2 separate regions of the Homo sapiens genome follow, and region 1 is linked to region 2. The links are chromatin loops, found by intact Hi-C in ENCODE. Cell type or tissue: Caco-2. All regions are shown on one strand. Links, peaks and the distances in the headings refer to the core of each region. The heading gives the core; the rest is flanking DNA.

Evidence for each region. Peaks named below come from ENCODE experiments on the same cell type or tissue, not always from the same donor. Only the 100,000 strongest peaks of a DNase experiment are listed, where the experiment ranks them.
Region 1: a loop joins it to region 2, with 4 times the contacts of the local background. A loop is called at or near these places in 6 of 110 quality-filtered maps.

What each region holds. Positions count from the first base shown.
Region 1 is chr11:12,852,453-12,855,373 of GRCh38, reverse strand. The region is part of intron 3 of TEAD1 (TEA domain transcription factor 1); the gene reads right to left. Among named protein-coding and RNA genes, the nearest start is that of TEAD1-AS1, 69 kb to the left of the region's middle. In Caco-2, for the core only: no CTCF peak of the experiment used is centred there; DNase peaks (open chromatin) are centred at 380, 1,273 and 1,543.
Region 2 is chr11:12,801,205-12,804,125 of GRCh38, reverse strand. All of the region lies in intron 3 of TEAD1 (TEA domain transcription factor 1), which reads right to left. Among named protein-coding and RNA genes, the nearest start is that of TEAD1-AS1, 120 kb to the left of the region's middle. In Caco-2, for the core only: no CTCF peak of the experiment used is centred there; DNase peaks (open chromatin) are centred at 1,365 and 1,956; H3K4me3 peaks cover 696 bases.

The DNA.
Region 1 (2,921 bases), core at 156-2,655, 51 kb before region 2:
AGGTTGCAGTGAGCTGAGATCACGCCACAGCACTCTAGCCTGATGACAGAGCGAGACTCCGTCTCAACAAAAAAGAAAAAAGAAAGAAAGAAAAAAGAAAAAAAAAGAAAGCAAGCAAGCCAACAACCAAAAAGTATAGATGAAGGGGACACTGAGGAAACCACATGTCACTGTCTTGGGAGAGGTCTACAGAATGGGGGTGTTTTATCTCCCCATCCATCTTCCTGAAGATCTAGGAGGTATGTATCTGTGGACACTGCCAGAGGAAGCAGTAAAGAACATTTATTAACTAACCTGTGAGGAGTTACTAATTAACCATTTCTTCTACACGGATGCCATAGCAACTTGTCCCAGCAATAGTGGAAAAGAAAGGAGGCCTACGGAAGCTGGCCAGTCATCCACTGGTCACACATGGACTGTGTGTGGATGGAACACAAGAAACATGCTAAAATTATGGGGGTAAAAAGATGCCATCTCAAGCTGGGTGCAGTGGCTCACGCCTGTAATCCAAGCACTTTGGGAGGCTGAGGCAGGAGGATAACTTGAGCCCAGGAGTTTGAGACCAGCCTGGCTGAGAGTGAGACCCTATCTCTTAAAAAAAAAAAAAAAAAAAAATCAGCCAGGCTTGGTAGCACCTGCCTGTGGTCCCAGGTACTCAGGAGGCTGAAGCAGGAGGATTGCTTGAACCCAGGAGTTCAAGCATGCAGTGAGCCAAGATCACACCACTGTACTCCAGCCTGGACAACAGAGTGAGACCCTGTCTAAAAAAAGAAAGAAAAAGAAAACACGCCATCTCTGCCTTGGAGGTGCTTATGTCTTGTTTGGAAGAACTCCAACCCATGAGAACTGGTCAGATCACCCTAACATGTGCTCTCACAGGAACCTACGCCTCTCGGTCACAGCACACAGCACAGCTACTGTGTTCCATTTATCTGAATGAGACTATAAGATGAACATGTGCCTACCCCTCTACTACCAGACAGAGAAGTCCACAGGAGCCCAGAGCATAAACTGGGTTTTGCTCATCACTGTGCATCCAGTGCTGAGAACACAGCAGGTCCTCAGTGGCTACAGACTGATGGAGTAAATGACAGAGTGAGAGGGATGGAGAGCCAGGGAGGGAGAAGGGGCACAGGCTAAGATTAGGTGTAAGGACAGGCTCATGAAAAACAGCCTCTGAACCAGTCCCACAGCATATCCAACGAGGAAGTTCTCAGTTAATCCTCAATATAAATCATTGACCAGAAATCAGCACCAATGTGGAAAATCACCAGAAACAGCCAGGCCGCCCATTCAGGGTTGTCAGGGGCTGGTACTACTTGTTCCCAAACTAGAAGTTCACCAAAGGACTGACGGCCTTCAGGAGGTAAACAATAGCAATCCCTGGAGATAATATGTGTCTGCATTCACCCAGGGGCTTATTAAAAAAAACAGCTTTCAGAGAAAGAACATACAGAGAAAGGCTGTGTTAACTCCTGGTTACTCAGAACTTCTATCTCATATCCCTGCCAGTGAGTGTCTGGCGATAACTCAAGTCCCACCTTCTCAGGAGTTTGTATCAGTCAACGGCAGCTGATAACATTATCATGTGACAACTCCATAGAACACTGTGTTCTCCCGCATCTTAGAGGAACCGCTTACAAACTACACATTTGCCTTGGGTTACAGGGGTCAGAAAGAGATGAGCAAGTAAAAATGTTTAAGGCTGCATAGTGAATACAACACTGCTATGTTAGATAGAAGTTATTTCTGTTCTAACTATTTCTAGATGAAAAAGAAATATGAATGAAGTTTTCTTAGTGGCTCATTCTCTATGAGGCAATAAAGATACGCCACATAATCACTTTCTTAATCCTCTAATGAGTAGTTTGACTAGCCTTACCACTGTAACTATGCCTCTGATCATTTTTCTTTCTAATCCATCCTCTACACAGCTACCTAAAACACAGTTCTCAGTTATAAGACCTTCCAAGGCTCCTACTGCCCACATCTAAAGGAATAAACTGCTTTAGTATGGTGTTCAGTGTTGTCCCCACCATCTGGCCCCTAACTATTTTTCATGACACACCACCACCACGACCACCACCACAATTCATTTTACCACCATCAAAATACCTACCAAGCTTCCAGTTCCCTGAACCCACCCTGCCATGCTAAGGTATTATAGCTGCAATAACCCTTAAGACCACCAAGGAAAATCTTTCCAGGTCCAGCTCAGATGTCCCCTCCAAGAAACCTCACCTGAAACGTGCCTGAAACATGTGCTAGACATGGAGTGTATGAAGAGGGGTAAGCCAGACAGCCAGGTGCCCAGAGCCCACTTCACCAGACCAGCAACTGGGAAAGACCACAATATTATAAAGTGAAACAAAAAGTACTATGAATTAAAAACAAGTCACTTAGTATATGAGGGGAATGATGGCTTGACTCTTAACTAGGCAAGCAGCATGAGCTTCACCATTCTGTCCTGGTCTCATAGTTCTTTACTTCATGTGTCAGGGAACCGCCCACAATCAGACTCTGCTGAGTTCCCTGTGTAACAGACTACAAGCCTCTTCAAGGTACAGTCCATGTCTTTCACATCTTGGTATCCCATACACTTAAAGTGTAGATGAGATTTAATGGAGGCCAGGCATGGTGGCTCATGCCTGTAATCCCAGCACTTTGGGAGGCCAAGGCGGGTGGGTCACTTGAGGTCAGGAGTTTGAGACCAGCCTGGCCAACATGGTGAAACCCCGTCTCTACTAAAAATACAAAAATTAGCCTGACGTGGTGGCACACACCTGTAATCCCAGCTACTAGGGAGGCTGAGGCAAGGGAATTGCTTGAACCAAGGGGGCGGAGGTTGCAGTGAGCCAAGATCGCGCCGCTGCACTCCAGCCTGGGCAACAGAGTGAGACTCTGTCTCGAAAAAAAAAAAA
Region 2 (2,921 bases), core at 140-2,639:
ATTACATTTGTTTGGGTAAATAAGCTCTGGCACACGTGCCTCAAAATTAAATTCTACTATTTTATCACTGGACCTAAGCTTCATGATTTCCTGAGACATACTTAGGCATCTAATTACACATGTACACCACCAAATTCTAACTAACCTCCTTAGCAAAAGTCTCCCAGAGCCCTGCAATCTGTGATACGTACCGCCTAACTCCACCACCAAATCCACAACGCTGCTTCAGGACAAGTGTTGGCGTCCTATAAACCAACAGGTCTAGATTAGAATTCCACAACCTTGGGCAGGCAACGACTCCTTGGAACCCCAGTTTCCCATCTTTAAAATACTTAATAGGGCCTCGTTAGCAGGTTTGCTGTGAAGGATACAGGAGACCTCATTTTGTGAAAGTCTGGCTCAGCAACTGAAATGTGGTAGGCATTCAGGAAATGCAGTCTTCTTTCCCATCTGCCTCCTGTCTTCCCATTGCAGATGTGAGATAAAAAGCTCCTAAGCGTCCCAGCACGGAGAGCCACACAGCTGGCGCCATGAGCCACACAGCAGGCACAGAGGGCCACACAGCTGGCATGGAGGGCCACACAGACTGCACTCAGTCCATGAAAGCTATGAAAATTATCTTCATTGCATGGCTTATAAAAAAGCTACAGTTTCCTTTCCTATTTTACCAACAAGCCACCTGAAGTTGCCTTCTTCCCACAAACAATGAACTTAAACCAAGAAAGAGAAGCCTTTCCTCATTATGCCTAAAAACAAAGCTGCTCTGACTAATTCACATTCAGACTCATAATCCTTCATCCAAGGGCCTTTGCAAATGCCAAGACCCTCAGGGAAGCAAAATTTCCTCGAATGTACAGGGGCTGAGAACACTCGGGGTTTCAAGATGACTAATCATGGAAATGTACTATAAACAGGGAATATTAAAGAGCTTAGAAAGCCTCTCGGGGAAAGGGGGGAAAAATCCTCACAATTCAGGGCTTGGTGGAGAGAACAGCAGTTTTATGGCAAAACAAAAAAAAAAAATACAGGTGAAAATGTTAGGCAGGCGCAACTTCTGTTTTCCCAGAATCCAGGGCCCGGGTTGGGCTGGGTAGAGAGAAGTCTCCTCGGCTTCTTGCTACCATGGTGTTTTTTTCTATCTTGACAATTCACTTCCCCAACAGGCATGCCGCCAACTCAAATGAGACTCAGAGCAGTGAAAAGCCCTTCAGGTAAACAGTGTGATAAGCTAAACTGAAAAACTAGACAATGTTTTTGGACTATGAGGGTGTTGCTATGGAGACAGTTGCTAATTAACTGCTTTCAACCAGGAGAACAAAGGGCTCGGGGCAAGCAGGCCTCGGTATCTCCGAGTGAGCAATGCTTCCAGCCTTGCGCAATCGGCACATCGCTCATATCTGGAATACCTGAGACCCGGTCGGGTCGGCCACATGCCTGAAGAAATGACAAAAGTGTGTTTTCTTCATCTTGACCTGGATTCATAACACCTGGCCACCAGAACCTCTCAGGGAAGGAAGCAAGTGGCACAGGGAATGCAGATTCACAGGAAGCAAGGCCCCTCCACCACCAGTCAGGCACTTTCCTAAATAGTGTTTTGTCAAACACTATCTGTGAAGGGTCGGGCGGCGGTGAGATGGGGGGAACATGTAATTGTTTTAAACTATATATTTTACTTTATGGGCTTTAAGTTCAAAGGGCAGAGATAAATCTCCCCTTCTTCAGGATTCAACTTCCTCGGGTTAAAAAAAAAGTGACTGGATTTTTCTCAAAAAGAAATAATAAAACCCATCATTATTCCATATTTCGAAGTCCCACACACATTGTGGTCACTCAAAAAGTAATAACAAAAAAGTTAATTGTAATCTGACTTATCACATGAATTTTTCTCCTCCAACCTCATCCCAGGCTGACTTGGCTGGTTCAGATGTGGTCTCATCTTAGAGGCTAAGTAGGTGCCCTGAGGCTGAAATGCTCTGTTCTGAATGGGTAACCTTTGAGCTATATCTAGTTCAAACCAAAGATCTATATTCCCTTCACAAATACTTAAACTCAAGTGTGAAATGTGAACAGGGCTTGGCATAACCACCTCAAGTGACTCAAAAATCTAGTGAGGGCTCTGTCTCATTCCACAGTGACCTGAAGGTGCCCATTTCAGCCCTCAGTCTAATTATATTAAACATATCTACATTAAGCCAAACTCAACCAAGCTATTGTGTGATACATTCTGCCTCCCCACAACAAAATCAAGTGATTTCCTTTTTTTACACTCTTAAGAATCACCAATCAATACAGCCTGTGGGCAACCCACCTTCATCATCTGAGGCATCATCTGGATTAAGCATGTTATGATTCTGAATGAAATACAACCATACAATTCTTGGTTTGACTCTGTGGCGACAATGCACATAAACATCTTCAGGAAAGTCCAACCATCTTCTGGCATCACTGAAAATCCACCTAAGAGCATGGGCTTTGGAAGCAGACACGCTCAGGTTCAAACCAAGGCTCCAACTTAGTATTGCACTATCTGTGAAAACCCCTTTGAGCTTCAGTTTGTGCATCTGCAAAATAGGTCACTAATATCTATTTCACAGAGTTACTGACATTATTCAGTGAATTAAAGTGTTCCCTACAGCCCTTAGCCTATAGTAAGTACTCAACAGACCACAGCAATTAATTAAAGCCTCCATTAATTTACTACTTTTCTTTAAGATGAGGTAAAACTGCTGTTAGCTCTAGTTTCTACATCTGCAGCCAAGCTCATGAAGAGAGAAAAGGGGATTTTTAGTCTGAGCTGTGGCCCCGTCCACCCCAACCTAGCACCCTCCTCTGTCCACAATAGCCCATCAAGACCAATCACCATGTATAACTGGAGAAGCTTTTATTGCGGTGAAAATTGCAGAATTGGGGCTAATTTTCAA